3 separate regions of the Homo sapiens genome follow, and regions 1 and 3 are each linked to region 2. A link is a loop called in an ENCODE intact Hi-C map of the cell type or tissue named here. Cell type or tissue: Calu3. All regions are shown on one strand. Links, peaks and the distances in the headings refer to the core of each region. The heading gives the core; the rest is flanking DNA. Region 1 holds the start of LOC105376080 (a long non-coding RNA gene). Region 2 has its middle 14 kb from the start of LINC01504. Region 3 overlaps TMC1 (transmembrane channel like 1).

Region 1 (11,323 bases), core at 1,596-9,595, 180 kb before region 2:
AATATATTAAGAAAAACCCATTTAAGTTTTCCCTTCAAAATCTGGAGAGCCGGTAACAAGACAAGGTTGTTCACTCTCATCATTTCTACAAGGTACTGGATGGTCGAGCCAGGGCAGTTAGGCAAGAAAAAGAAATAAAAAGCATTCAGATTGGAAAGAAAGTAAAACTATCTCTATTTGCAGATGACATAAACTTACATATAAAATTCAGAGAGTTTTGCAAGGCATCTTTTGGGCCCAGAAAACCAAAAAGAATTTCTATCTCCCTCCCACACTCACTAGAACAGAGATTCTCAAACTTTGCTATACAAGAGAGCTGTTAATCTTCCAACTATGCCCAGCTTCCAGAGACTGTGTTATCTGATGTACTGGGCTGCGAAATTTCATTTTAAGAAGCACCCCTAAGAAATCCAATGCAGGTGAATTTTAGATAACTTTGTAAAATGCAAAACAAAATCTTTCAAAATTGTTTAGCTCAATGATTTAGAGTATAATGCCTAGAACTTTATTGCCTGGGTTTGATTCTTGACTCTTCTACTTGCTAGCTGTGTGACCTTGAGCGCGGCACTTACCTTTACTGTGCCTCAGTTTCTCCAAATGTAGAATGGGGTTAATGATAGTGCACCTGCCTCACAGGTTTACTGCATGCGTTAAATACAATAATGTCTGTGAAACAGTTAGACTAAAAATTGTTCTAATTGTTCTTACTGTCACTTATTTGCTGTAGGGGAACTACCTGGTTATCCCTGGAAGCTATACCTTGCCTGTAGACACTATAGCAAAATGCAATGACTCTAATAAATGTAGGAAAACCACATGAACTCTGTTCATGCTCTTCTCTACTGACGTTCACATGCCCTCTCTGAAAAGCTATGGCAAAGAGACACATTCTGTTAGAAATCAAATGAAAACATGGGTCAGCCGATCCTTCCACAGTTCAAATCCCTCTCTGCCTTAATGATCATGGCTAATCTGCAGTGTGATTATCATATTTGGCATATTACCAGAGGTTTCTTTTTTCCATTATTTTGATTTATGCCATTAGTGAATCTGGTTTTCCATGCTCTGTTTTGTTTTACAGTACATTTCACCAAGAGTTCACTTCCAAATGCAAACATGAGGACTAATGCTCCATTTATGACTCATAAAATGTACTACTCCATTCCCCCCATTCACTAGCATGATAGCAAATCTTTAACAGATTGCCTTGCGCATAGGGAGGCAGCTCCCAGTGCTCACATAAATAATTTATTCTGATCAACACTTGCTCAAATTAATGGAAATGATAATGTACAGAAAGTGTTTTCCTGTGTTTCCAAGTCTATTCCCCAAGGCAACATTATTTGTATTCCTAGATATGCAGGAAACTGACCTGACGGTTCCCAGTTCAAAAATCACAGGTAGAGGCCTTGTTTTCGGAATTTCCTTACTCAGCTAAGAACAGAGTTTTCTTACAGTGTAAGGTCTATTACATACTAGATACTACGAAGTGACAGCGTGCTGGCAGCCCTCGCAGCCCTCCCTCGCTCTTGGCGCCTCTTTGGCCTCAGTGCCCACTCTGCCACGCTGGAAGAGCCCTTCAGCCCACCACTGCACTGTGGGAGCCCCTTTCTGGGCTGGCCAAGGCCGGAGCCGGCTCCCTCAGCTTGCCGGGAGGTGTGGAGGGAAAGGCGCGGGCGGGAACTGGGGCTGTGCGTGGAACTTGCGGGCCAGCGCGAGTTCCGGGTGGGCGTGGGCTCGGCAGGCCCCACACTGGGAGTGGCCAGCCGGCCCCGCTGGCCCCGGGCAGTGAGGGGCTTAGCACCTGGGCCAGCAGCTGCTGTGCTCAACTTCTCCCCGGGCCTTAGCTGCCTCCCCGAGGGGCAGGGCTCGGGACCTGCAGCCCGCCATGCCTGAGCCTTCCCCGCCCCCTACTCCATGGGCTCCTGTGCAGCCTGAGCCTCCCTGATGAGTGCCGCCCCCTGCTCCACGGCGCCCAGTCCCATCGACCACCCAAGGGCTGAGGAGTGCGGGCGCAGGGCGCGGGACTGGCAGGCAGCTCCACCTGCAGCCCTGGTGCGGGATCCACTGGGTGAAACCAGCTGGGCTCCTGACTCTGGTGGGCACTTGGAGAAACTTTATGTCTAGCTAAGGGATTGTAAATACACCAGTCGGCACTCTGTATCTAGCTCAAGGTTTGTAAACACACCAATCAGCACCCTGTGTCTAGCTCAGGGTTTGTGAATGCACCAATCGACACTCTGTATCTAGCTACTCTGGTGGGGACTTGGAGAACCTTTGTGTGGACACTCTGCATCTAGCTAATCTAGCTGGGACGTGGAGAACCTTTGTGTCTAGCTCAGGGATTGTAAACGCACCAATCAGCACCCTGTCAAAACAGACCACTTGGCTCTCTGTAAAATGGACCAATCAGCAGGGTGTGGGTGGGGGCAGATAAAAGAATAAAAGCAGGCCGCCCAGCCAACGTGGCAACCCACTCGGGTCCCCTTCCACAAGGTGGAAGCTTTGTTCTTTTGCTCTTTGCAATAAATCTTGCTGCTGCTCACTCGTTGGATCCACACTGCCTTTATGAGCTGTAACACTCACCAGGAAGGTCTGCAGCTTCACTCCTGAAGCCAGCGAGACCATGAACCCACCGGGAGGAACGAACAACTCCAGACGCGCCGCCTTAAGAGCTGTAACACTCAGGGCGAAAGTCCACAGCTTCACTCCTGAGCCAGCGAGACCACGAACCCCACCAGAAGGAAGAAACTCCGAACACATCCGAACATCAGAAGGAACAAACTCCGGACGTGCCGCTTTTAAGAACTGTAACACTCACCGCAAGGGTCCGCGGCTTCATTCTTGAAGTCAGTGAGACCAAGAACCCACCAATTCCGGACGCAATATTGTTATACTTTAGTGACAAGAGGGCAGAAATAGCTCTTATTGTATAATGCTGCTGTAATTTTTCTAAATCAGCCAACAACTATGGTTTCCTGAAGTAGCAAAAACCTGAAAAACAAAAAAAAAAAAGATGAAGCATTTCAGAGAGAATGAATCGGAGTGGGCTGGTGATTCATGCATCCTCAGGAAGAGAGTTGGACAGGACCTCTTAAACATCTTTCAACCCTGTATTTTGTTTTTCTACAATTCTACTCAAACACCAATTTATACTCAAATATTAGTTGCACCTCAGAAAGAAACAAGTTGTTTTACCCTCTCCTGCCCCCACAATTCCCCAGTGTTTTGGCTTTAAACTTTCCTCTAGAAAACTGATCAAACATGAACACAAGTTAAATTTAAGCCACTTTATTCATGTAATTCTTTGAAGCCCATAACAGTTATAGAGTGCGTTTGGGTAGCATTAAAGAAAAACTCCTCCGGCTGGGTGCGGTGGCTCACGCCTGTAATCACAGCACTTTGGGCGGCCGAGGTTTGGTGGATCACAAGGTCAGGAGATCGAGACCATCCTGGCTAACACAGTAAAACCCCGTCTCTACTAATAATACAAAAAAAAATTAGCCGGACGTGGTGGCGGGTGCCTGTAATCCCAGCTACTCGGGAGGCTGAGGCAGGAGAAAGGTGTGAACCCTGGAGGCAGAGCTTGCAGTGAGCTGAGATCGCGCCACTGCACTCCACCCTGGGCGACAGAGCGAGACTCAGTCTCAAAAAAAAAAAAGAAAGAAAAACTCCAAAGCAAATATATCTCTGGAGTTCAAGTCAGCATTTCACCTAGAGTGTAAGACAACACTATTTATTCTTTGGAGTGACAAGAAAGGATATATCTTTGACCTTAAATGACCTATTCTTGATCCCTGGTAAACATGAAAGGCTGGCAGCTAGGTATTTGTGTACTAAACTCCACCCCCTCATCCACATACCTTGTTTGGAGGAACTCAGAAGCACTTCCTGTTTGGGATCATGACTCAGGGCCAGAAATTGCTCCTTAGGCAGAGTTAGAGCAACAATATCTGCTAGTGGGACTGGCTCCTCCTAAAAGTCTTCTTTGAATCCCTCCACCCCCATTCTTCAAAGCCCAGATACTTAGAAACAAAACCTAGGAAGAGAGCAGCAGGAAAGCTGAGGGTCATCGTCAGAGGCAAAGCTCTTCCGTGTACCATGTATTGCCATTCCAGTTCACCTCCCTGCAGACCATTTCTGGGTTCCTGGCTTCCCTTCTCTCGCACAGATAATGTCCTGGGGGCAGGAGGAGTGTATCAAACACAGGATTACAGTTCTTTGAAGTAGTGACATCCGTTACAGATCTAAAGTCAAGTTTACAGGGCTGTCAGTAAGGGAAAAGGAACTTTGTGAGCTGAACTTTCTAAAATTAATCCACTTAAAAGCTACATAGCAATAGAGGCATAAGCAGGAGATACCCACTCCATCTCGAAGGAGACTTTTCCCAGTTGCAGAATTACCTGGTTAATTAATTCAGGCACCATAATAATTGAACTAATTTAAAGCCAGAATATCCATCATGGAACAGAAATAGATCTGCTGTTTTTATCAAGGTGATTACCAGGACAATTGCCAGACCTCTTAGTTTTGCTCCATGAAAGCCAAGCCAAGCCTGCTGGTTTACATACACTTTTACATATACACATGCCTTTGTATTAATAAATGAGAGTCCTCTGAGGACAATATTCACAGTCAGAAACTTCCCTCCCAGAAGTAAGAATAGGAAAGAAAGCAAAGGCTGTGTTCTCAATCCAGGCCATGGATTTTGTATAAATGAATGGAAACCTAATTTAAAAATCTATGTCCTTTTTGTGCCTACCTTCAGTGAGTTTCTAGAAATTATAATAAAACCCATTTATTGTCAAATAACAAAACAGTACATTGATGAGTGAAAGTTAAGACAGTTGTACAATTTCAAGCTGCTTCCAAGGAGGATGGAAGTTTGGCACATTCCCTCAGGATTTGTGAAGCTGTTCTTGCCTCTTCCAATATGACTCTTCATCCACATGAGCCTGAAGGGGTGGGGCTATTAGAGCTCCTTAACAGGCAGCCTTCTTTTACACCTGGCTGGTGAGCTGGCCTGAGACACCTCCAATATGTCTCTACTGTGAGTCACTATCCATAAAATCAGTGAGTCATCGACCACTTTAGAAAGAAATCCCACAGAGTTTTCTTCAAAGCAAGGGCCTCAAACTCAAATATCTACAGGGGCCAGGTAGGTAATGCATAGCAATGAGGATGAATGAGATAATTGGAAATCATGAACACTGGTTACTTCTGCAGTCTCTCCGTAACTCCAGCCAATCTTTGCATTGAGAGTTTAAGGGTCCCATTTTGCCACATTTTCTCATTTCTAAGAGATTACAGAATTCTGCTTTCTTGTTGTTTGCTGATTTATAAATGTTTGCAATAAATTTGATTTTGCAACATACTATGCTAGGAGGTCAAAACATATCTGTGAGAATAATCACCAATTTGTCATCTGTGGTTTTTAGTATCATCTCTGCACACATAAACACACATGTGTGCATACCCACCCACACACAAACAACCATCAGCCTCAAAAATGATGGATTCTGGGAGTTGAATTTGTCAAACTTCAATCATCCTTGGAAGTAGCTTGAAATATTCCTCATTCCTTTATCAATTTGCTATTTTGTAGATATTTTCCAGTAAAAAGATTTTATTATAATTTGTAGAAACTCATGGTAATAGGAATATAGGACACACATTTTTAAATGAGATTTTTCTTTCATTTACTAAAATATAAAATCCAATAGAGAAAATTCTATGTAAAGACTAAAAATCATACATATACCAAAAAATCGACATATTTCACCAAAAAGTGAATAATTAATGTTTTCTCCTCCAAAATTTTGTTTATTCTCCATAATTGCTAGAGTCAGAGAGTTTGAGTAATAGAGCCAGAAATGACACGCAGAGAGGTCATTTTCCTCACCTGTGTGAGATAAGCAGTAGCAGCAAACAGTTGCCAGGGTGTGTTATCATAGCTCACTGCAGCCACAATCTCCTGGGCTCAAGTGATCCTCCTGCCTCAGCCTCATAAGTATCTGGAACTACAGGCATGTGCCACCAAACCCAGCTAATTTGTTTTTGATTTTAGTAGAGACAGGGTCTTGCTATATTGCCCAGGCTGCTCTCAAACTGCTGAGCTCAAGCAGTCCACCTGCCTTAGCCTCCCGAAGTGTTGGGATTACAGGTGTAAGCCACCACACCCAGTCCAGTTAAAGCCACCACACCCAGTCCAGTTTGGTTTTTTTTTTTTGTTTTTTGTTTTTTTTTTGAGACAGAGTCTCGCTCTTTTCACCCAGGACGGAGTGCAGTGGCGCAATCCCGGCTCACTGCAACCTCTGCCTCCCGGGTTCAAGAGATTCTCCTGCCTCAGCCTCCCATGTAGCTGGGATTACAGGCACCCGCCACCATGCTCAGCTAATTTTTGTGTTATTAGTAGAGATGGGATTTCGCCATGTTGGCCAGGCTGGTCTCAAACTCCTGACCTCGTGATCCACACGCCTTGGCCTCCAAAGTGCTGGGATTACAGACGTGAGCCACTGCACCTGGCCGGCCTAGTTATTTATTTATTTATTTTTTAAAGGTATAGGCCAGGTGTGGTAGCTTATGCCTGTAATCCCAGCACTTTGGGAGGTCGAGGCGGGTGGATCACCTGAGGTCAAGAGTTTGAGACCAGCCTGGCCAACATGGTGAAACCTCGTCTCTACTAATAACACAAAAATTAGCCGAGCATGATGACGGGCGCCTGTAATCCCAGCTACTCGGGAGGCTGAAGCAGGAGAATCTCTTGAACCCAGGAGGCAGAGGTTGCAGTGAGCTGAGATCGTGCCACTGGAGGGAAAAAAAAAAGTATAAATGAGGAAAGAGTAGATGAGTTGGCATATTAAATTAAAACTTTTATGTCATACATTAAAAAAACTGTCAAACCAAAAGAAGTTTTCAATCAAAAAAGCTGTTACTGAACCAGATTATGAAAAAGGGATACTTAAGGTAAAACAGGGACTTCTGAGAACAGGCAAGTAGATTCTGTTCTGATGTTTAATCAGACATAAATATCTACAGAAAATTGTTCTTTAGAAAGAAAAATACATCTACTGTTCAAATACATATTTATTGTGGATTAAGAATGTGTCATACACATACAGGAGATATTCCCTGATGTGTTTATTGTAGAGTTGGGCAGTCACTGTGCGATGATGGTATCTTGTTCCCTGTCTCACCAACAGCAGACTTTATTTTCCTCTGGAGTTTGTTGAAAGGTTTTTCAGTGTTCTGAGAATTGGGAGTCATTATGGAATGCACACTGAAAATACTTGCTTATTCAGAATAAGCTGAAAGTAAAGGGCTATTATTTCCCGTCTGAATCGTTCTAATGGGATGGGTCATCAGTTTCTTTCCAAAATGTTTATATTTAAAATGTTTTCCTTTTTCTCTCACTGAAAACTTCTGTTGCTTAAGAGCAGAGTAACTGTGTTTGCAAACTCCTGATGACCCTGTGTAAGCACCATGATTACAAACTCAAGGCTAGACTTCAATGCTGTATGTTATATCACAAAATAGCTGCTAAAAATCAGACTCTGTTCAGAGTGATTTGGGGAGAGGTCGTTTTGTTTCCAAATTTACCGTTATTATTATTCTATGCATATCCACAAATCAGTTGGCCTTTCCAATTGTGAAGTAGTTACTATTAGCTGTATTTAGAGAATTGAGAACGCACCTCTACTATATGGAGGTGGGCTTTGGAATCTGAAAGACTTGGAATCATGTCCTGCTTCTGCTCCTTAGTAGCTGAATGATCTTTAGCAAATCCTATAACCTCTGTGGGCCTTTGTTTTCCTGTCTTCAAAATGGCATTCAGATCTGCTCTTCAGGGTTGTTGTGAGATTAAAAGAGAAAATTACTGTAAAGCATTAAGCACAGTGGTGAAAATTTAATAATAAATATGTTAGGACAAAAGCAGTTTCAGTTTGTCAGGATGTAAGCCACAGAAACAACTTTCCAAGAGAAGTCAACGAGTAACCTTCAGAGGAAATTATTGAGTTTTTAAAGCTGGTCATTTCCATTTGCTTATGAAAAAATTGTTTGTGCTTACTAGGTTCAAGGAGAATATGTATGAGCAGGGAGGGAAAAGAGAAGGAAGATAGGTCTGGGTAGCTGAATTAGTTCCTTAAAGAATTTAAACTGGTAGTAAACAAGAAGATAAGACTTGCCAGTAAAAGGCCATAAATCAGAACTGAAAGTTATACCTGCTGTAACAGAGATGCAGTCAAAGAGGAATGGCACCTGGGAAGAAGAAGAGATTATTTTGCCTCTGACTTCATTTTTCTTTCATAGTCATGACTCTGAAAACCATAGCAAAGCCCATCCTATAAAATTATCTTTCTCAATTCACATGATTTAGAGAATTTTAGAATTCAAATATATTTTTAAGAGTTTGTGTTTAGAACTTCTACATTTTACAGGTGAAGAAACAAGATGAAGTCAAGTAATCAAGTTAGAGTAAGACCAAACCATGAAGTCATTTATTATGTTCTTCCTGCTTCACATGACCCATGAGTTCTCTTTCTCTGAGTCAACTGGAAATACCCTTTATACATTGCATGTCTCTTCTACCAGAAGAAAACTTGCAAATTGCAAATGAAAAATCTCTACAATAGTTTGGGCTTTAGGCTTTTCCATGGCCTTTTTCCTTCTGCTCTTTTCCACTCTATTTTTTCCTCCAGAGGTTTTCATTTCTACCTAGACTACATGGCTTTCTTCACCTGTTAATCTATTGCCTAATAAACAAACCCAGTTGACCCTGAGCCAGTGGCTTTTTTCTTTCCTTCCTTTCTTCCACCCTTTCTTCCTTCTGTCCTTCTTCCTTCCGTATTTCCATGTGGTTTCCTAAGACACTAGACTTAGACCTAGTATTCCTAGATTGACCAAAGATCCCTGGTGTCCAATTGTGGAAAACGTCGGAAGGAGTTCTAGGCATGGTAGGCATCTCAGCAGGACTTGATGTAGACAGAGACCAGTGAGTAGCAGGATTTGCCTAGTGCCTCAGTTAAAGATTCTGCACCCTTGGTGTAAAACTGAAGAAGGTGGGGAATCCCAAGAATCATTGAGATTGAAACTCCCAACAGTCTATATTGGAGTCAAAATTAAATAGAAAGAAAAAAATAGAGGGGAAGGTAGGAAGGAAAAAAGGAATAAAGGAAGGCAATATTTCTTACATACTTAAGCTATGGGCTGACATTCATGAACACTAAGCTTTATTGACACAGTGATGTAGTAATGATATTTTCTTTATACATCATAAGAAAGATAGTTTTCATTCATAGCTACAGAGTAATCAGAGTAATTATTCTCAGACCAAGTAAAAATTTGATAGCTACCATTACTGAGCATCCACTAGGAACTTTATCTATATCTATATCTGTCTATCTATCTATCTATCTATCTATATATATATATATATATATTTTTTTTTTTTTTTTTTTTTTTTGAGATGGAGTCTCACTCTGTAGCCCAGGCTGGAGCACAGTGGCACGATGTCAGCTCACTGCAACCTCCAGCTCCCGGGTTCACGCCATTCTCCTGCCTCAGCCTCCCAAGTAGCTGGGACTACAGGCGCCTGCCACCATGCCCAGCTAATTTTTTTGTATTTTTAGTAGAGATGGGGTTTCACCATGTTAGCCAGGATAGTCTCGATCTCCTGACCTCGTGATCTGCCTGCTTCAGCCTCCCAAAGTGCTGGGATTACAGGCGTGAGCCACCGCGCCCAGCCTATCTACATTATTTTATTTTATCTCATCATCACGATGACTTTATAATCTTGGTTTTGTTATCTTTATTCTAGAGATGAAAACAACGGGCTCAGAAAGTTCAAGTAATTTGCCCAAGATTACACAGAAAGTAAGTGGCAGAACCGGGATTAGGAACCATGTGTCAAATGCCACACCTATGTTCTGTCTCCTAATCTGCCCTGTGGCCTGGGACTGTGCACTAGTCAAGACACAGTGACTAGAAATCTTATCGGAAGTTGGGATATTTCGGTTTAACTCAATACTTATTCTCATTGTTCTCCTGGCTTTCCCAAAGATTGACTTTCATGCACCTTTTATTCACATTTGTGTCTCCTATTGAGCAAATTCACTATCTAACCTTGGCCACAATCCCCTTTCAGCTCTTGGCCTCCTGTCAACACACTTCTATCATTTGACACCCCCATCTTCACATCCCTCATCCTCATCCATCCCCATCCCCTACTCTGACCATCCTGGGTCTGCTTTTGTTATGCCTGTCTGACACTGAGTTGATAGGGCCACTGTGTGACTCAAAGGAAATAGTAAGTGTCGAGGCAGCCATTCAGAGATTAAGATGGCTACAGGCTGCAGTAACCTGGGAAAGTTTCTGGAGAAGGAAGTTTGATGGGAAGAGATCATTAGATTAAGTGGAAAAGAGGAAGAAGACCATTATTTTTGGAAAGAAGTGGGTGAAAAACACTGGAAAATAAAAATGCAGACATTAAGTAGTCTACACTGGGAGAAGAAGATAATTGATCTTGATTATAGCAGGAGATTACTTTGGAAAAGTTAGTGGATGGCTTGATTTTTTTTTTTTTTTTTTTTTTTTTTTTGAGACAGAGTCTCCAACTGCCGCCTGGGCTGGAGTGCAACGGCGTGATCTTGGCTCACTGCAACCTCAGCCTCCTGGGGCTTGAATGTTTTAAAAGTTAAATTTACCTCAAATGTTGTATAGTATGTTTAGGAATAGAAAAGAATGAAGGCAAAAAATAATAATAATAATAATTGTCACTGCAAAATAGACAGGATCCAAAATGACCCCGTGGATCTAAGCTATAATAACTAAGACAATGACAATAACCACTAAAAGACACAGGAAATTCAAGAGGCAGACACTGGTTACAGACAAAGAACATGACTTTTCATTTAGCCATGATGTGCCTGGGGTAATTTGGTAATGTTCCAGTGAAACCACCATGCAAGAAGTTAGAACTGCATGACCAGAATTGGTAAAATTGGTCTAGGTGAAATTATCCATACAAAGGCGAGCTTTATTTCCATAAAAACAGATGAACTACCCAAAGGAATAGCAAAGACAAGATCAGAATTTATCAACACAACTATGGCTGCATTTATAGCCACAACAATTTGTGTGTGTGTATGTGTGAGAGCCAAAGTTTTATGTGTTCATTTATTGCATTTGAAGGACCCTTCGATAACATCCTTGGCTGAGACTCCTTGCCATAGTCCTTAACTACTACACAATTGCAACCAACCACTTTAAGGGGCTTCTTCTCTCTGTCAATTTTACAGAGGCCTACCCATTCCCCTAGTTTCTT
Region 2 (9,370 bases), core at 1-8,000:
GCATATTTTGCATGGCAGCACATAAGCTCCTGCCTTCAGAGCTGTTTGAAACAGAACGTTCTATGCATTTTGTGTGATTTGAAAATCAAGTGGACACCAGGACATAGCAGTATCACTTTTAGAGCCAGGCAAGGAGAGTTCCTGTCCTGGGCACATAATTTAGAGAGTTCTGCTTTGGCTCTCCCCAAGCCACGTCTCTCCTAATGGAGCAAGAAATTCATGAGGCCAAATGGATGTGCCCACCTGGAATCCAGCAATCTCCCCTCCCACCCTTGGCTGAATGTCATAAGGCCTCTCCCAGGGCCTCTGAAGACCTCATCCTCACGTCTGTCCTTTGGAGAGGAGACTGAGCCACTGGTGCGAAAACTCCTAGCCATAGCATAACCAAGATGGTGCTGCCTGTGTGGTGTAGACAGAGCTCGAATGCGTGGTCCAGGGTGGTCCAGGGTATCCATGCCACTCACATATGGTCCTTCTCCTTCATGGTTGATTCAGGACAGAGGGTTCAAGAGTAGGGAGGTAAGCATTATACCTTAGTGAGGGCCAGGGCTAGCTCTCTCTATGTCACCATGTTGTAACGTAAAACTTTGACAATTCTGACAATTCTCAATTCAAACCTGACCTGCTAGCTCATTAAAAGGTGTATTTTTCAAGATATGCCATTTGTCAGTGTCCACTTGATTTATAAATTTTAAATATGTAGACATAACATATTTGGCCATATATGGTTCCCCTTTGTATTCTTGCCCTGGACCCATAAATGTTTGCTGTGGGCCCAGGAAACATAAGAGTCTGACAGAAGCAAAAAGGACAAGGATATAAAATTCTCAATCCCATCTCCTCTTAATCCAGGGCTAGGACATCCATAGCAGAGATGGGGAGCGGTGAGCGCTGAGTGCATGGCTAATCCTACGTCTTTCTGTTCTCTTTCTTCTTTCCTTTCTTTAATTTTCTTCCTCACTATCTGATTTCTTCCATGCACATCCAATGTCCACCTTGGGCATTGTTCAGGTGGTCACCAGTAAGTGCGTGAAGATCACTCACAGTCACTCAGAATTCCTTTTTTTTTTTTTTCTTTTTCATTCAACAAGGTCTCACCCTGTTGCCCAGGCTGGAGTGCCATGGCATGATCAGAGCTCACTGCAGTCTCGACTTCCCACGCTCAGGTGATCCTCCCACCTCAGTCGCCTGAGTAACTCTACAGGCATGCACCACCATGTCCAGCTAAAATTTTTTTTGTGTGTATTTTTTTGTAGAGATGGGGTTTCACCATGTTGCTCAGGCTGGTCTTGAACTCCTGGGCTCAAGCGATCCACCCTCCTCGGCCTCCCAAATTGCTGAGATAACAGGCATGATCCACCACGCCCAGCCAGTTACTCAGAATTTCAAAAATGTGAATTACCCAACGACACACTCCCCAAGGTCGGTAAATGCCCAGCTCTGCCTCACATTCTAAACCAGCTCAGTTGTTTTCCTATTTGTTTTTTTCCTAGTTTTCTGAGTCTTTTCCTAAAGTTGGCCATTCCTAGCCTTGGAGTACAGTTTGCTCGATATGTGATTTTAATGGATGATCAGTGCTCTTCCTCGCTCCTAGACCTCTATCTGTTGCCTCACTGACTATTAATATCTCTTACTTTAAATAATAAAATAAAAACCAGAGTCAGTTTTAAAAGTTCTTCCACTTAAACATAGCTTTCATACAGAGTACTTGGAAGAAATTCCCTTTCCTAATCTTCCCTTTCCTAATCTTACACTGATGCATTTTTGCAGTATGGGTTGGAGAGGAGGGTAAATAAGGAAGTAGACCTGGGGCATAGTTTATACCAGCAGTGTTAATTATTGATTCCATTAACCTTTAGACTCTCAGATTGAGGAACTCACTCAAACTTAAAGGAGGAAATATTTTAAAACTTGCTCATAACTTTTTTTTTTTTTTTTTTTGAGACAGAGTTTCGCTTCTGTTGCCCAGGCTGGAGCGCAATGGTGCAATATCCGCTCACCGCAACCTCCGCCTCCCGGGTTCAAGCGATTCTCCTGCCTCAGCCTCCTGAGTAGCTGGGATTACAGGCATGTGCCACCACACCCTAAACACAATACTAAAAATTTTATATTTTTAGTAGACACGGGGTTTCTTCATGTTGGTCAGGCTGGTCTCGAACTCCCAATCTCAGGTGACCTGCCCGCCTCAGCCTCCTAAAGTGCTGGGATTACAGGCGTGAGCCACCGCGCCCCACTTGCTCATAACTTTTTAATAACTATAACAAATTTCTTGACAATCTGACCTTAGGCATGCCTAAAAAGAAGCTGGAACACCAAAGACTCTGGTGATGTGTTTACTTTCTAAAGCAACAGGAAAGAGGTGGCCTTCGGAAAGGGTCTTGAGATCTGGATACAGAAAATGCATGTTGAATTTGAGCAATGCCTCTCATTAGCTATGCACCTTTGAGTAGGTTGCTTACTATCCCTGAACCTTTGTTTCTTCAACTGCAAGATGGAAATATTGTCTAGGAACAAGATTGTTGGACATCTCAAGTGAGATTATGAATGAAAAAAGTATTTTGTGAATTAAAAGCACTGTGCAAATTGTTTGTTTGTTTGTTTTTTGAGACAAAATTTCTCTCTGTTGCACAGGCTGGAGTATAGTTGCACAGTCATAGCCCACTGCAGCCTCGAACTCCTGGCTTCAAGTAATCCTCCTGTCTTAGCCTCCCAAAGTGCTGGGATTACAGGCATGTGCCGCTGCACCTGGTGTTAGTTATTATTAAATGCTTATTACGAGGTGATTTATTCTCAAGTCCTTGTAAGAAGGGGATAGAGAAGAACTTTCAGAAAAAAAGAGAAAAAATCTTGGAAAATGGTGAAGATGTAGATTAAACCAGAAGCTACTCTATTTAACATCCACCTTTTTAGACCCTCGGTAATGGATGCTGAATAACTAGCATTGAGCACAGATGAAACTGATTTCTTCATGAAACTTTGCCCAAGAGTGAGATGAATTTTTTAAAATCAATATTTGTATTTAAAGATTCGAAATGTCCTCATCATTTCTAAGTAAATATGTACATAGAGAAACTGCAAACTTCCCTAAACTAAAGGCTTTTAAATGAGCAAATAAGAAACCTCATAAACATTTAATTTTCATCTATTTTGTTCACTGAAGTATTCCCTGTGCCTAAACCCAGTGCCTGACACAGAACAAGTGCTCATGAATTACAATGTGTATATAAATACCGCTATAATTTTGGGGGACTAGTTTCTGACTCTTACACGGTTCACTAACAAGACCTGCACTTGCCATTCCAATGAGAAAAAGTCTTTGGTTAGCTGAGATCTTGTGCCTCAGTGATAAATGCTTTTTACATGAAAGTGTTGAGTGCAGCTGGCATCCCTCCAAGAAATGTAAGGCTATGCAATGCACTCTTACTTGTGGCCTTTGAGAATATGGTCTCCTACCAGCAAGAGGATGGTTGCGACATCAAGTGTTTCTTGTTTTAAAAACAACTTACATGTATGCAACTTACTTCTTTTAATAGCCTCTTTGATATGTGTTATTTCACTTGATTAGCTCAACAACCCAGTGAGGTCAGCAAATGACAAAATCTCCATTTTGTGCTTGAGAAAAATAAGACCCGGCAAAGGGAAGTAGTTAATAAGTAAGGAGAGGGAAGAGAAAAATCTAAGTTGAGTCCCTTAAATTCTTGTCTAATAATCTTACCCCACCATGATGTATACAAGTAGTCATAATGAATACACTGCTCATTATTTATCTATGGAAAGATATCTAAATGCAAAAAAAATCAAGCAATTACTGTATTTGGTCTAAGTCAAAGCAATCTTCACTTGAACATAAATGGTCCAAAAATGCTTTCAAAGGGCATTCTGTTTTCTGGGTTTTCTGAGTCATTGCCTTATCTCCACGTTACCCCTTCATGCCTGAACACAGCTTTTGTGGATGGTGTCTTACTGCTGAGCATTCATTACTACCTATTTTCATTCTGTTGGGGAACATGTTCTCTGATTTCTTGTCCTTTATGATTTAAGGAATAGCCTTCTTTTACATAATTTCTACTTCCTCCACCCTAAGCAAATTATGACAGTGATAAATACACAAAAATTGAAGTCCATGAAAAAGGACATGAAATCTTATTTATGAAGGAACTTCATGTAAAAAGTTTGCCCCCTGATGGAATAGTGGTGACATGACAAATAAAATTGGAAAGAACTATGTCGTTCTGTTAAAGACCAACCTGACACTCTTTATCATTACCTCTTTATTATTATTACTATTATTATTATCTTTATTATTATTACCCTTTATTATTATTAGCAACCTGACAGCTCTTTATTATCATTTAAAGAGCCTCCTCCTCCCCACCACCAATTAGGCTGAGCACAGTGGCTCACTCCTGTAATCCCAGCACTTTGGGAGGCCAAGGTAGGAGGATCACTTTAGTTCAGAAGTTCGAGACTAGCCTGGGCAATACAGTGATACCCCATCTTGAAAAAAAAGAAAATTATAAATTAAATGAAGGCCCCCCCAAATTATATGTCTTACTTCCTGATATAGTTTGGCTCTGTGTCGCCACCCAAATCTCATCTTGTAGCTCCCATAATTCCCACGTGTTGTAGGAGGGACCCAGTGGGAGATAACTGAATCATGGGGGCGGGTCTTTCCTGTGCTGTTCTCATGATAGTGAATGGGTCTCACAAGATCTGATGGATTTAAAGACGGGAGTTTCTCTGCACAAGCTCTCTCTTTTTGCCTGCTGCCGTCCACATAAGATGTGACTTGCTCCTCCTTGACTTTTGCCTTCCACCATGATTGTGAGGCCTCCCCAGCCACATGGAACTGTAAGTCCAATAAACCTCTTTCTTTTGTAAATTGCCCAGTCTTGGGTATGTCTTTGTCAGCAGCCTGAAAACAAACTAACACAGTAAATTGGTAACAGTAGAGCGGGGTGTTGCTGAAAAGATACCCGAAAATGTGGAAGTGACTTTGGAACTAGGTAACAAGCAGAGGTTGGAACAGTTTGTAGGGCTCAGAAGAAGACAGGAAAATGTGGGAAAGTTTGGAACTCCCTAGACACTTGTTGAATGGCTTTGACAAAAATGCTGATAGTGATATGAACAATAAGGTCTAGGCTGAGGTGGCCTCAGATGGAGATGAGGAACTTGTTGGGAGCTGGAGCAAAGGTGACTCTTGTTATGTTTTAGCAAAGAGACTGGTGGCATTTTGCCCCTGCCCTAGAGATTTGTGGAACTTTGAACTTGAGAGAGATGATTTAGGGTATCTGATGGAAGAAATTTCCAAGCAGCAAAGCATTCAAGAGGTTACTTGAGTGCTGTTAAAGGCATTCAGTTTTATAAGAGAAGCAGAGCATAAAAATTTGGAAAATTTGCAGCCTGATAATGCGATAGAAAAGAAAATCCTGGCCAGGCGCAGTGGCTCACGCCTGTAATCCCAGCACTTTGGGAGGGCGAGGCAGGTGGATCACGAGGTCAGGAGTTTGAGACCAGCCTGGCCAACATAGTGAGACCCAGCCTCTACTAAAAATACAAAAACCTAGCCAGGCATGGTGGCAGGTGCCTGTAATCCCAGCTACTCAGGAGGCTGAGGCAGGAGAATGACTTGAACCCGGGAGGCGGAGTTTGCAGTGAGATGAGATTGTGCTGTTGCAATCCAGCCTGGGTGACAGAGTGAGACTCCATCTCGAAAAAAAAAAAGAAAGAAAAAAAAGAAAAGAAAATCCCATTTTCTGGGGAGAAATTCAAGCCAGTTGCAGAAATTTGCATAAATAATAAGGAGCTGCATGTTAATCCCTAAGACAATGGGGGAAATGTCTCCAGAGCATGTCAGAGGTCTTCATGGCAACCCCTCCCATCACAGACCTGGAGGTTTAGGAGGAAAAAAATGGTTGCATGGGCTGGGCTCAGGGTCCCTCTGCTGTGTGCAGCCTAGGGACTTGGTGCCCGGTGTCCCAGCCACTCCAGCTATGACTAAAGGGGGCCAAGGTACAGCTTGGACTGTTGCTTCAGAGGGTGCAAGCCCAAAGCCTTGGCAGCTTCCACATGGTATTGAGCCTGCCAGTGCACAGAAATCAAATATTGGAGTTTGGGAATCTCTCCCTAAATTTCAGAGGATGTATGAAAATGCCTGGATGTCCAGGCAGAAGTTTGCTGCAAAAGTGGGGCGCTCATGAAGAACCTCTGCAAGGGAAGTATGAAAGGGAAATGTGGGGTTGGAGCCCCCACATGGAGTCCCTACTGGGACACTGCCTAGTGGAGCTGTGAGAAGAGGGCCACCATCCTCCAGACCCCAGAATGGTAGATCCACTGACAGCTTGCACAGTTCACCCAGAAAAGCTGTAGACACTCAACACCAGCCCATGAAAGCAGTTAAGAGGGAGGCTGTACCCTGCAGAGCCACAGGGCAGAGCTGCCCAGCATCATGGGAACCCACCTCTTGCATCAGCATTACTCAGATATAAGACATGGAGTCAAAGGAGATCATTTCAGAGCTTTAAGATTTGACTGCCTTGCTGGATTTTGGACTTGCATGGGGCCTGTTTGTTTGTTTTGGCCATTTTTTCCCATTGGGAATAGTTGTATTTACCCATTGCCTGTACCCCCATTGTATCTAGGAAGTAACTAGCTTGCTTTTGATTTTACAGGCTCATGGGTGGAAGGGACTTGCCTTGTCTCAGATGAGACGTTAGACTCTGGACTTTTGAGTTAATGTTGAAATGAGTTGAGCCTTTGGGGGATTGTTGGGAGGGCATGATCAGTTTTGAAATGTGAAGATAAGAGATTTGGGAGGGGCCAGGGGCGGAATGATATAGTTTGGTTCTGTGTTTCCACCCAAATCTCAGACTGTAGTTCCCATAATTCCCACAAGTTATGGGAGGGACCTGGTGGGAGGTAATTGAATCATGGGGGTGGGTCTTTCCTGTGCTGTTCTTGTGATAATGAATGGGTCTCATGAGATCTGATGGTTTTTAAAAACAGGACTTTCCCTGCACAAGTTCCCTCTTTGCCTACTGCCATCCATGTAGGACATGACTTGCACCTCCTTGCCTTCCACCATGATTGTGAGGCCTTCCCAGGCACGTGCAACTGTAAGTCCAATAAACCTCTTCCTTCTGTACATTGCCCAGTCTCAGGTATGTCTTTATCAGCAGTATGAAAGTGGACTTATATACTGCCTGTTCAAATTTACTTCCATCACATACCCAGTCCAGAAAATTCAGACTTCAGCAGCAAGATAAGAATACACTATTGAGTTCTCTGTAGATACAAAATTCCTTTCTAGACCAAGGGATTTTCTTTCACAAAGTATTTATAAAAACATTTCAGTAGCAAGTAAAATATTTACCTCTTAAAAATTTTAAAGTAAGAACTTAGGAGATGTAGTAGCAGAAACAGAAAAATATCATCTCTCTACTCCGCCTTCTCTAGCTGGCAAACTCCTATTCATGTCTCAGGACCCAACTCAAGTGCCATCTTTTCTTTAATTTTAATCATACTCCCTTAAAGAGGACTAGCCACTTTCTTTTCTGTGCTCCTATAAATAGACTTTACATTTTTATACTGTGTTAAAATCATTTATCATCTTTCTCCCCATAACTACTCCAGAGACATTAAATGAGAACTACAAAAACATATAAAATGTTCTCCTTAAAATTGAGTTTCACATGGCATTTTATTTTTATTTTACTTTTGGAAATGCATTGTAAGCTGTTTTCTCTTTTTATTATTATTAGTGTAAGTTTCAGGGGTACAAGTGCAGTTTTGTGACATGGATATATTGCATAGTGGTGAAGTCCAGGTTTTTAGTGTAACTGTCACCCAAAGAATGTACATTGTACCCACTAAATAATTTCTCATTCCGCTGGGCACGGTGGCTCACGCCTGTAATCCCAGCACTTTGGGAGGCTGAGGCGGGCGGATCGTGAGGTCAGGAGATAGAGACCATCCTGGCTAACACGGTGAAACCCCGTCTCTACTAAAAATACAAAAAATCAGCCAGGCGAAGTGGCGGTTACCTGTAGTCCCAGCTACTCGGGAGGCTGAGGCAGGAGAATGGTGTGAACCTGGGAGGTGGAGCTTGCAGTGAGCCGAGATTGTGCCACTGCACTCCAGCCTGGGCGACAGAGTGAGACTCAGTCTCAAAAAAAAAAAAACAAAATAAAATAAAATAATTTCTCATTCCTCATCCACCTCACCCTCCCACCATTCCGAGTCTCCAATGTCAATTATTCTGTACTCTATGTCCATGAGTGCACATTATTCAGCTCCCACTTGTCAATGAGAATGTGCAGTACTTGACTTCCTGTTTCTGAGTTATTTCACCTAAGGTAATGGCCTCCAGTGCCATCCATGTTGTGGCAAAAGACATGATTTCATTCATTCTTATGGCTGCATTGTATTTCATTATGTATATTTACCACATTTTCTTTAGCCAATCATCCATTGACACTTAGGTTGATTCCTTATCTTTGCTATTGTGAATAGTGCTATGATAAACATATGTGTACAGGTATCTTTTGATATAATATTTGTTTTCCTTTAGGGTAGATACCCTGTAGTGGGATTGCTGGATTGAATGGCAGTTTTATTTTCAGTTCTTTGAGAAATCTCTGTATAGTTTTCCACAGAGGTTATATTAATTTACGTTTCCACCAAAAGTGCACAAGTGTTCCCTTTTTTCCACATCCTCACCAACATCTGTTATTTTTCACATGGCATTTTAGATAATTATAAATTATTAGAGCTAGAAGGTATCTGCAAGATTATTAAATTAAATATAATTCTTTCCCAAGCTTACCCCCAACATGTCACCTCCATTTTACAGATGAAGAAACGGAGCCTGTTAAAATAAGTTAAATACATAAGATTTTTAGCTAGGAATTAGCAAAGTAAGGCTATCATCCCCATCTTTTGATTCTGATCACTGTTCTGTCTGCTTCAATGTAACTACCTCCTTTCCACATGGTGATTCTGCAATAATATATCTTGCTAAGCTCTTCAGGGCTACTTAATCTGATATCCTTGAATTTCCCAAAATGATGTGCATGTATTGTAGGTCTTGCCTATATGAGTAAGGCCTTCCCTCTCTAAACATTCATTCATTCATTCATTCATTCAACAAATATGTATCAAAGACTCCATGTCCAGTCCTCAACAAAACACTAGCAAACCCAAACCAAATCAGCAACATATACAAATATACACCATGACATGTGATTTTTTTCCATGAATGTTCAACATCTGAAAATCAGTCATGTAATAATCTATATTAATAGAATACAGGACAAAAATTACATGATCATCAGAGTAGATATGGAAAAAAATTTGATGAAATTCAACAGTA
Region 3 (11,323 bases), core at 2,019-10,018, 460 kb before region 2:
TTGTTTCATGAACAAGGCTACTTAAAATATTGGATAAAATCACTTTCAGGCTATATGTACAGGTGTATATGAAACTAAATGAATGTTGTGTTTAGACTTCAATGTCATCTTCAAGATATCTCATTATGTATACGGAAATATGCCAAAATCTGAAAAAATTTGAAATATGAAACACTTCTGGTCTCAAGCATTTTGGATAAGGAATACTCAGCCTGTACTGTGTGCTACATACTCTGAGCTATCTGCTATTTCATGCATTATCTCACTTGATGCTTTTTGAGGTAGATACTATTATTTTCTCCATTTCACATATAAGAACACTCGAGCTTAGTCTCAGATATAAATACCCACCATGAAGTGGGTTGTGAAGTGAGGGACCTTACTTACCAATCACAGTTCACTGCATGATGCAGACATTGGAGAAATACAGCTATTAAAATCACTACTAACCCCAGCAATGATGCATACCAAATTAATGACTGATACCAGCATGCAGCAAGCCTGTAAGTGAATAAAATCAGTGTAATGGCTTTCTTATATTTTCTTGACCTTTAAAATTTCTCTCATTGCCTTAGTATTGTTTTCAGGCAGGCCTTGAAATAACTATCATAGAACACTCTGGTTTCTGTATCCCCTGCTGACCGACAAATCATATTTCACCAAACTGGATGTGAGAGAGCTGTCAAGGGCAGTGATACAATCTTGGGAAGCACACTCATCATCCAAACCCTTTCCCTCTACTTTCCCCTGAATTTGCCTCTCAGACCCTCTTGTCCACTCATTAGTAACTCTCTTACAGCAACTTTTCTGTTTGTCTTCCTCAACTGAGTCACTAACTTTCAAATCTCAAATGGACATTTTTGCCCAAAATTTTCCATTTCAGTGCATTGGGAAATTCAGAAGTATTTAAACTTCAGAAATCTATATATAAAAATCAAAAGACCTTTTGTTCATATTTTTAGTCCTTCCTTTCTCTGCTATGCCTTAAAAAACAGAAAAAGTCAGTGATCTTCGTCCTTGTTCTTATTAAGCAGACTGGAAGTTTGTCATTTTGCTAATCAGAGGAAGAGAATGAGAAATTAAAACAGTGGTAAAGGGACATAGTAATGCATTATTTGAAATTTGAAAGTGAGAGAGATAAATAAAGGGAGGGATAAAGGGAGGGGAGGAGGAAGAGGTGGAAGAAGTTAGAAGTGGTAGAAAAGAGAAATAAAATCTAGAAGTGATAGAAAAGAGAGGTAAAATCCAACTCAGAGGCCATCTCTTCTGTAAAACCCAGACCCGCCTAAGAAGAAATAAGAACCACTTGCTCAGTTCCCCAGGATCTTTTTTCCTTTTTTTAAATTTTGCTAACTTTGTGCACAGCATCTTGTATACTGGTTGCTTACGTGTCTTCCTTCTAATATCACGAGTACCCTGAAGTCAAGAATCATGTCACATTCATCTTTGTAAAACCTATGCAAGTTTATAATTCAGTTTAAAAAATGCTGAATTGAAATGGAAAGTCCAACTGACAGGGGTGATTGAAGATTACAAATGCCACATATTTGTTGCTATCATTGTGCCTCATGCTAACTCAATAGCTTGCTTTGTTCATTCGGAGATGGGAAACTTTTCTTAAGGTTTGCATGTTCTGGTACTCCTCACATAAACTGGTCCTGTGGTTCTTACTTCAAGGCTCTATGAATCATCCCCCTCACTCAGGATTTTCAGTCAATGAGATTCATTTAGCCTGTAGTGGATGAGGACTAGATTACGGGCTGAAAAGATGTAGCAGACCTGATCTCTTCTTTGGGAAACTCACAATTTAAGGAGGTTAAAAGTAGAAATCAAAATGTTTGTGAGATATACATATTAACACTATAAACAGGCAGTCTGCTTTTCCCTCCTTCATTCTGCAATCTGTATAAAATTTTATTCTCATTGTCTAGCCTCCAAAAATTACTTGAATTATCAATTCCTCAATTTCAACCTGGCTACTTTCCCACGCATATGCTTCCAGACATTTCTAGTCTAGTCACTACTTAAAAAAAGAATATGTGGAATTACATTGTTGTCGAAGACTTGAATCATATAGTCCAAAATGGTTTTTCAATGGACAGAAATAACTCCTTTCCATAGTAATAATCTCTACCTAAGGGAGCTCAAGGAGTAATGCTCATTTGAATACTACAATGGAATAATACTAATTTTAGTATTATTTAAAAGTTAGAATTTAGTATTTCTTAGTTTTCAATATTTAGCTTTATTTAGTACTAACTATTGAGTAATACTAAATAGGAGGCTTGTTTAGGAAGTAAAGAGGTTAATAGGAAGTGTAAAAGTTTTAATTCCCTAGGAATCCAACAAGATTTTCCAAAAAGCACATTTGCAAACTCTTCCTTTATTCTTTTCCAAAGTCAGTGATAAGAATATTTGCTTCAAGTCTTTGAACTCTGAGCTCACCTTTATCCAGTAGTCTATATTCCCATATAATCATATTACCATTGTCCTAAATCATAGTCACATTTATATAAAGGGACATGTTTCTTTCTTTCTTTCTTTCTTTCTCTTTCTTTCTTTCTTTCTCTCTCTCTCTCTCTCTCTCTCTCCCTCCCTCCCTCCCTCCCTCTCTCTCTCTCTCTTTCTTTCTTTCTTTCCTTTCTTTCTTAAAGGGAGCAGGGACGTCTTTCTTAAGACATTCAGCCTGACCCAGGAGAGGAGGCCGTGGGTTTCAGAATAAAATAAACTAAATAAAAATCCATCCTCCCACCAATACACTTGTGTGGAGACACTTACATTGAAGTCGTACAACACACCAAAGTTTGCTGCCGATGCCTCTTCGGCTCTGGGAACGGTTTTCCTAGGTAAACTGCCATATGGCAAACCCCAGAGGTACTGTATGAAGAAGCAAAGAAAGCAGTGAACAATTAGAAACAAAGTCTGAGCCACACATGTGATCACAAATGGTTTTGTTTAAAAGCCCTTCTGAAACATTTTTATGGGGACTCTTTGGGTCTCCATGTGGGGTCCCATTTTCTGGGAATCGACTACTAAATCCAGAGGTAAGAACAAAGGGAGTGCAAAGGACCCTGCATTCCAAGTTCAGGGGACCACCAGCAGTCAGGTCAACCACATTCCCCAGAGGGCTTTCTGAGGACCCCATTGCCACCACCACCACCAAACTGTTCTGACTTGGAAGTCTGGAAAGGAGAGAGGTAGCCTTTTGAGTCACATAGGACTCAACAAAACAATCTTACCCACACTTTCATAAGAGAATACCCCTTAGGAGTGAGGGTGGAGGGAGATTCTGTCCTTCATGTCAAGAGAGAGAACTCAAGGAAATCCAATCATGTAATTTGTGGGTGTCTGCAACGTGAGAACACTTGCACCCTGATTATGGTGTCTGCTTCATCACTAATTCAGGACTGCTGCCTCAAATTCATGCTACCAGATTGGAAGAGAAAAACGGTAGGGAGAATAGTACTGGGAAGAGTGGGCCAGTGAGAGGGCAAGAATAGGGTCATAGGAAGGTGCCTTGGTGAGAACTGGAAAGAGCACCTTTCTAGCCCCCATAGCTTACCAAGCAGATGTTGCTTCTTCTGTGAGATGGAAACTTCCCTCCTAAAGCTGGGAACAGAAGATGAATATGGCTTGAAGCCTGGGTGCAGAGCTTGACTGAACAAGGGCTGGACATCAATCTCTGCTCACTCCCTGTGCACAAGCTGCACAACCTCCCAAAGTAGGCCTTTGGCCCATCTGGCTTCCTGGTCCGAACAGAATAGAAGGTGGGTTCCAGACACACTGTCTCGCCCCAAAGTTCGGGGGCACAGAGGACAAAGGAGATCAAGGTCTCAGGCTTGCCCAGGGACACAGGACCTTGGGGCAAAAGGGCATTTGCCTTGGAGGAATACTGAGTGAGCCCGTCGGGTAGAGGCAGCTGAAAAATACAGCGTTGCTGCCAGGAGATGACTGCCCTGGCCTCTGGTGGTTCTGCAAAGTCAGCATGCAGGGTGTCCATTCTCTTGTTCTTTTGCTGGAGTTGGTAATCATTGCCCAGAAAACAGGATGCCCCTCAGCACCTAATACAACCTATAAAAGGGTATCCAAAGACAGAATGCTTCCTAGCTCTTGGAATACATCCAACCTAACACGTAGGCACTCCATCCACTACATAGCAGACATTCTGTAATTTCGTATTATTCAAATAAATCAGCAACAGCCTTTCATTTTCTCCACATGGAGGCAGCATGGTGTGGGGGAAAGAATAAATGCTGCTGATAAAACTCCATTTATACCTGCATCTGACACTAAGTAACGTCATAGTAGCCAGTGATGGAATGGAGGAGTTTCAGATTTCCTTAGAAAGGTAAGCAAAAAAAAAAAAAAAAAAAAAAGCTGGGGTTAATTTGAAATAGATAAAATACACACATTCAGCTTCATTACCTGAAAGTGTGCACTTGGGAAATAAACTACACAGGACCTCTGATCTTTGGTCACTGTCTTCTACGAGCCAGACAACTTTAGAAGCTCTGGAATTATCTCAAGGATTATAAAACTAGTGGATTAAAGTGCAAAATCTTAGAGAAAGGGATTGAATCATGGGTTCTAGTCCTAGATCAGCTTAATAAAAAAATATATTCCAAGATGTTAGCTAAGTCACATCAGCATTATGTGACTCCATTTACATGTTTTAAATGGGTGAAGAAAATGTCTTCTACAGTCTACATCATAAATTTGTTGTGACGCACAGTAAGTAAAAGAAGTGAAAGTGCTTTGTACTATTAAAAGCTCAAATCTCTTTATGAATGTAAAGCATTATTATTATTATTATGTTAATAGGAGTCTTAGTATAGAAACTGGCACTGATTTGAAGCTATCGGGATAAAAAGTCACCCAAAACCACCAAATTTTGGCCACTGTCAATGCTGTATGGACCAAATTTGCTTTGAAATACTGGTCCTAAAAGGTCCTTTGTAGGTTAACTAAAACCTAATCCAACTTCTGTAAGGTAAGCATTCAAAGGTGTCAGAATCATTTAACTTCATATGAGTGAAGGCTCTGACCTCAGTCTAGCTTTTTGGCCTCAGCTGACCCTTTCCCCACATTAGCTCAGGGCTTTGTCTTCTTTGATTTGGACCCTCTATGTGTTTTAGTTTCTGACTTTGGACCTCATCATCCCATCCCACTCTCATCCCATCCCACTATTTGTGTGTGTGTGTGTGTGTGTGTGTGTTGTGGGCATTATCTTACTTTGTATCTTAGGGGGAAAATGTTCATTTTGTGTTTCTTCAGTATAGAAAATCTGGAGGCTTTGAGTTGCATTAAGGAAGCATTTCTTTCAAAGCTAACTTGGCAAAATAAAGAAATACAACTCACAAGGTGTCAAAGTCTTCCTCTTGAACAATAGTTTTTAACATTTAGGAACAGGGACCCCCTTGGGAAACTGAAAGAAGCCATGAAACTTTCCACATAAAAATACACATTTAAACATACATGTGAAATTATACATAAGTTATATAATTTCAAGAGGCTTACACCCCCTTTAGTGCAAGGATTGGGAGCTTTGGCCCATGGGCACCATTTTGAAGGTTAATCTCATTACAAATCCTATGACTCTAAGACGTGAAAATAGCCAGTTAATTATTCTACTTTAAAGAAGAGATAAATACTTTTCTAGGAGAAACATTTTTCAGCATGTTTTGTAAACTGGAAGTCAGATCTCACCTCTGGCAACATGATGAGGCTAAATGTCAGGATAAAGAGAACCATATTGACTCCATACATCCATCTCAAGAAGAGGAAGTATGAGGCCACTGAGGAGCCAAACTGACCTATTACAAAGAAAATAAAAAGTTTGAAGAGAGATCAAAGCAAACAAACAAACAAAAAGAGCTTTGTCTTGGTTGCCTTCAAAATGAATCCATTAATTGTGAGGCATTGGTCCTTTTTATATTTATAGGCTATAGCATTCTTTTCTCTCTATTCAGGAAGAGAAAATGTTAATCATGATGGAAGCATTCCCTGTCATGTGGAATGTAGAAGGTACGTAGAATGCAGTTATGCAGACTGCATGTGACCTACCCCATCATAGTCCATCCAAGGGAAAGCTGCCTTTTGCTGAGCAGCCATGATTGCCACCTGCAGAGTGCATTTTATTTCTTGAGTTAATACTGATAACTGAGCAAATATATGTAAAGGTAACTACAGTGCCTAGCTAGTAATTAGCTATCACTATAATTATAATTACTGCTATTTTCTCTTCCTTTTCTCAGGCAAACAATGTTCTTCTCAAAAAGAGTTTACCACATCCTTTACGGATAGTTATCTTACAAGCAGTTCTGTGCTGTTTCCCCCATTACTGGAATTTTACAGGGATGGTATAAAAGCTGAAATTCATTCATTCACTCCACACATCTTATGCCAGAAATTATCTTAGATGTGAAGCACAATGTCATAGATACGGGTGCTGCTATAATAGAACTTACATTTTAGTGAGGTATGGATACAACAAATATGTAAGATACATAGAAAGATACAGAGATAGAGATACAGACATAGACATTAGCTATAGATGTAGATGACAGGAGATAGAGATAGAGATAATAGCAGGTCCTACAGGAGGGAAGGGAAAGTATTGAAAGGGGTAGCTTTAGAAAGTTTTGTCAAGGAAAGAACATCAGAGATGTCATCTAAGCAGAGATCTGAAGTTTGAAGAAAAGACAGCAACATGCTGAGCTGGGGAAGAGCAGCTCAAGCAGAGGAAAAAGCCAGAACAAAGATCCTAAGGGGCAAGGGCTTGGGACTACTGAGGAATAAAACTCAGGCCTGTGCAGTTGGAGTACATGAATGAGGGAAAGTGGTGACAGATAAGGATGGAGAGGCCAAACCACAGTGTGTGGGGCCTCTCAACCCATGGTAAAGAGTGAGAATTTTATTTAAAATGTAAGGAGAAGTCATTGACAGGTGTTAAGCATTAGGGCCAGAGGAAGGGGTGATGAGCATGACTTTTAAAAAACCACTTCAGCTTTGGGGAATGAATAGGCAATAGGCAAGAATGTTCAGTCAACTCACCCCTGCCCCCAGAAGTGAAAAGTAAAGTGATTGGTTAATTCTCATTGGGAGAGAGAGAAAAAAAAAGCACCCTCTTAAAGCAGAGAGTGGAAGAAGAAAAATGAAGAGGTTAAGTCTTAGGTTCAGATTTCATAGATTTACAAAAGCAAAAGTTTCTTTGACGGTCATTTAAGATTCAGCACCAAGTTGCTAGCTTTCCCAATCTTCCAAATTATCATTGTCAGTTGCCCAAGAAAAAACAACAAACACCTTCAGTCCCTGGCTGCATCAGCCCATGTGTTCTGTCCCATTCAGCTAACATTCAGCTAAACATCTCTATTGACCAATGATTTTCTGGAGCCTTCTGGCTTTGAAACATTATCAGTGGGGAAGCATTATCAATGGAAAAGGAAGGTTCATGGGTAGCAAATTCCAGCCTCTACTTACTTAGATGAGGCCGGCCTCACAGGACAGTAACACCTCTATTTCTGGACCTTTGTCTATTCTTTTTTTGTTTTGTTTTGAGATGGAGTTTTGCCCTTGTCACCCAGGTTGGAGTGCAGTGGCGCAATCTTGGCTCACTGTAACCTCTGCTTTACAGTTTCAAGCAATTCTCCTGCCTCAGCCTCCTGAGTAGCTGGGATTACAGGCACCCACCACCACACCTGGCTAATTTTTGTAATTTTAGTGGAAACAGGGTTTCACCATGTTGGCCAGGCTAGTCTTCAACTCCTGACCTCGTGATCCACCCGCCTCAGCCTCCCAAAGTGCTGGGATTACAGGAGTGAGCCACTGCACCTGGCCCCTTTGTCTATTCTTTACCTACCATCTTTCTTATTCCTGTAAAACAGTGGCAGGTTTTTTTTTAGAAACTTAAGAAGTCAATCTTTAAATGGATATTTTGGAAAAAATCAATGATTTTGAAGTCAATATTTTTCTTTATGCTCACAAGAGAATTTGGATTGATTTCACATTGCCGAGGGGTGCAGAGTTCTATAAGGTTTCTAAGGGTGTGTGGTTTTGATACACAACCCCACCCCACCCTACCTCAGCCCAGCCCAGCACTGTCACCAGGTGCACTGGTCTGCTTCTCCTAGGACATCTGATCACCCACTTGGCTCCCAGTGACTTCATACCATTTCATGGCCGTTATCTACATTCTCTGGTAACGACTACCTGAGGGCTGCTCAGCCAGGTTCACTCATCATGTTTTATTGAAGGCAGTGGACTTACAGTTTGTTACTCATTACAGTTACTCATTTACTGGAGGAAAGCCTTGGTCACTAGGTATCAATGTAAGTTTTTCCCTGGAATCGCATGTAAGATCTTCCAGTATGAAATCCCGCATATAGGATACTAACCCACCATTCCTTTCTTCCTTCCTCACTTTTTATGCTTTTGTTTTTCTAATTATTGCCACGGCCCATCCTCTCAGCACCTACACACAATCCCTGACAAATGAATTTCTTGCGTGTAGGGTACAAATATACTTAAATGCAAAAGACAGAAGTGAATTAAGATGTTTCAGAAAGTATCCCCTCCTCCAACATGCTTAAGCATCATAATGAAATATACTTTAGAGTCCAAAACTTCCAAACTCCAGTTCTCAGATTTGAGAGTGGCTTCACAACTATTTTATTTGGAGGTTGAGTCTTTACAGAATCTTAAGTGTAAAGAAAATGAATTGCAGGCCAATAGATTTCATTAAAACTAGAACGATTATAGGAAAGACCCAGACACAGGTGGAAGAGACTAAGAAATCCAGAAGACAAAGTTTCTTCCACACTAGACCTATCAATAGCAGAGGAGAAAACACAGTAACAAAACAAATGAAGATCTTAAAGTAGAGAAAATGAAACAACAAGTTGTCATAAAACTCCAGTTTTTCCTGTCTCAACACAAAAACAAAAAAGAAGAAATCTTCCCTCTTTATCCCTTTTATCTAGTGGTTCTATCCTACCGGATGTTGTTAACTAAAACTGATGTTCACTAAAAAGAAATGCCTGATTAGTGTGACTAAAAGAGCATAAATGAAAAGAATAGCAATTTTAACATACTTAATCTCTCAGTGTAAGGAAGCAAAATGAGTAATAATAATAATAATAGCTAGTATATCTTGATGGTCAGTTATGTGTTCCAAGAACTTTATCAGCATCAACTCATTATGCTGCCACTAGAACTTAATGAGGTTAAGTATTATTAGTCCCACTATGAATCAGGAAACAAAAACTTTAACACAGTTGTTGACTGAATCAAAAGTTGATTAATAATAGGTAACATTTAGTGAATCACTGTTTCAAACACCAATTTGATCTATATGTATTAACTTATTTAATGATCATCAAATCCCTACGAAATGGGAACTATTGTTTTCCCATTTTACAGAGACTTAGATCTATAGGCTACATAGCTAGTAAACAAGGAAGCCAGGCTTCTAAACCAGGCAGTCTTGAGCTACAGGTGTTTGACTCCAAATCTAGATCTCTCTTAACCACACTGCTATATGGCCCTTTAAGTAAAACATAGTTCAATTAATTTTCTTAAGACTATGATATATACAATAAACATGCAATGAATATGTGTTTCTGAAACAATAGGTATAGATAATATCCATCAATCAGCTAAAGCCAGTCAGATTCACAAATTTGATGCCCATAATGACCAATTCTTATTTCTTTAATCAGACTGATAAATGCTGCTTCCATAGTAAATTATTAATGTATAAAAACAGAGTCTCAGCCAGGCACGGTGGCTCACTCCTGTAATCCCAGCACTTTGGGAGGCTGAGCCAGGTGGATCACGAGGTCAGGAGTTCAAGACCTGCCTGGTCAACATGTTGAAACCCCGTCTCTACTAAAAATACAAAAATTAGCTGGGCATAGTGGCAGGAGCCTGTAATCCCACCTACTCAGGAGGCTGAGTCAGGAGAATCACTTGAACCCAGGAGGCAGAGGTTTGCAGTGAGCCGAGATTGCGCCACTGCACTCCAGCCTGGGCAACAGAGCAAGACTCTGTCTCAAAAAACAAACAAACAAACAAACAACAACAACAACCAAAAAACAGAGTCTCTGATACGTATTAAACTGAGGCTTTATGCTTAAGCATATTCTTGTTCCTGAATATTCTTGTTTCTTTCAAATTAAAGTTAAAATTTCAACTCTCTTTCTGGTTGTTTATTATTAAGGCAAAGTAATTTGTAGTCTGTCATAACACATCATTTCCTCTTGAATAGATGGGTAATAAGACAAGCAGATAAATATGAGTATTTCTAAATGGGAAAAGACCAATTAAATGACCTGCTGTGTGACTACAATATAAATACCATCATGTTAGGCTAGAATGTGAAGCACAATTTTTTCGAACTATTTAGGGGTAGGGAATTAAATGTGACAAATTTGATTTGTATTTTCTAGAATCCTTAGGGCAGCAAGGAAACATAAGGTTTAAGCCCTGTGCTTTGGCTTGCCTATCCAAAGCTATTTCCTGTCTGAAAAAAAATAGGTTTCTGAAACTATAATTTTGATGATGCAATCTACTATTAGGAAAAAGTAGATTTTGATCCTGAGAAAAATTTGTAATCCCCAGCTAGAAATACATTCAATTATTTAATTTATGGTCTTAATAATAATGTTGGCATCACAATGGGTATAGATTATATTTCCTGGGGGTACAAACATGCAGTTGCTTCAGAAAAATACACAGTTCAATGAGATGAATAAGATGTGTCCACAGGAGCAACCATCGAGTTTTAGGCATGATCCCCTTAAGGCTGACGTGACAGTAAAACCCCACAGTATTCCCAAGTGATGCATAACGTCACAGTATCCTCTGTGGCAGGAATTATCAAATCTATTTTTTAAGTGAAACAGAGTTGGGAGTCATCAGGTGAGAATCCGCTTCACACTAATAAAGAGATCTAGGTCTTACTGGAATCAAGATGGAAACAGTATGAATTTTAGACTCTAATTTGGGTCCCGCTCTTGATTCTGCAAATTATTGGACAGAGCTTTGGGAAAACTCAGTAAAGGCTGTTAATTTTGGACTCCTTTAGCCACATTTTAAAAATACTTATTTGGTATTATCTAGATACTGAGCAGAGAGTGGGGAAAAGTGGATTAGAAAGGCTGTTGGGAATGGAAGGCAACAGCTCCTCTTTTGACCATGCCACTTACTACAATCCACAATTACCGTCATTATTTATTTGCTTATATTATATTCTGTCTTCCCCATCCAAGCATACATACATTAACACATTTGGATGTAAGATCAATGAGGGTAGAGTCTCTGCTGT

Evidence for each region. Hi-C counts contacts between places; a loop is a spot of excess contacts. Peaks named below come from ENCODE experiments on the same cell type or tissue, not always from the same donor. Only the 100,000 strongest peaks of a DNase experiment are listed, where the experiment ranks them.
Region 1: it touches region 2 in a loop (3-fold over the local background); 12 of 110 quality-filtered maps call a loop at or near these places.
Region 3: it touches region 2 in a loop (6-fold over the local background); 32 of 110 quality-filtered maps call a loop at or near these places.

Annotation. Positions count from the first base shown.
Region 1 is chr9:72,470,925-72,482,247 of GRCh38, reverse strand. LOC105376080 (a long non-coding RNA gene) reads right to left here and starts at 4,180. Exons shown (of 3, transcript XR_929925.3): 1 at 3,864-4,180; 2 at 2,822-2,994. It also overlaps the pseudogene LOC100289351. RefSeq lists enhancers at 4,901-5,195, 8,541-8,640. In Calu3, for the core only: no CTCF peak of the experiment used is centred there; DNase peaks (open chromatin) are centred at 3,907 and 4,987.
Region 2 is chr9:72,287,158-72,296,527 of GRCh38, reverse strand. No RefSeq gene overlaps it. Among named protein-coding and RNA genes, the nearest start is that of LINC01504, 14 kb to the left of the region's middle. In Calu3, for the core only: no CTCF peak of the experiment used is centred there; DNase peaks (open chromatin) are centred at 1,367, 1,997 and 3,407.
Region 3 is chr9:72,746,340-72,757,662 of GRCh38, reverse strand. It overlaps TMC1 (transmembrane channel like 1), which reads right to left. Exons shown (of 24, transcript NM_138691.3): 11 at 5,707-5,813; 12 at 2,779-2,877. Among named protein-coding and RNA genes, the nearest start is that of LINC01474, 120 kb to the left of the region's middle. In Calu3, for the core only: no CTCF peak of the experiment used is centred there; no DNase peak of the experiment used is centred there.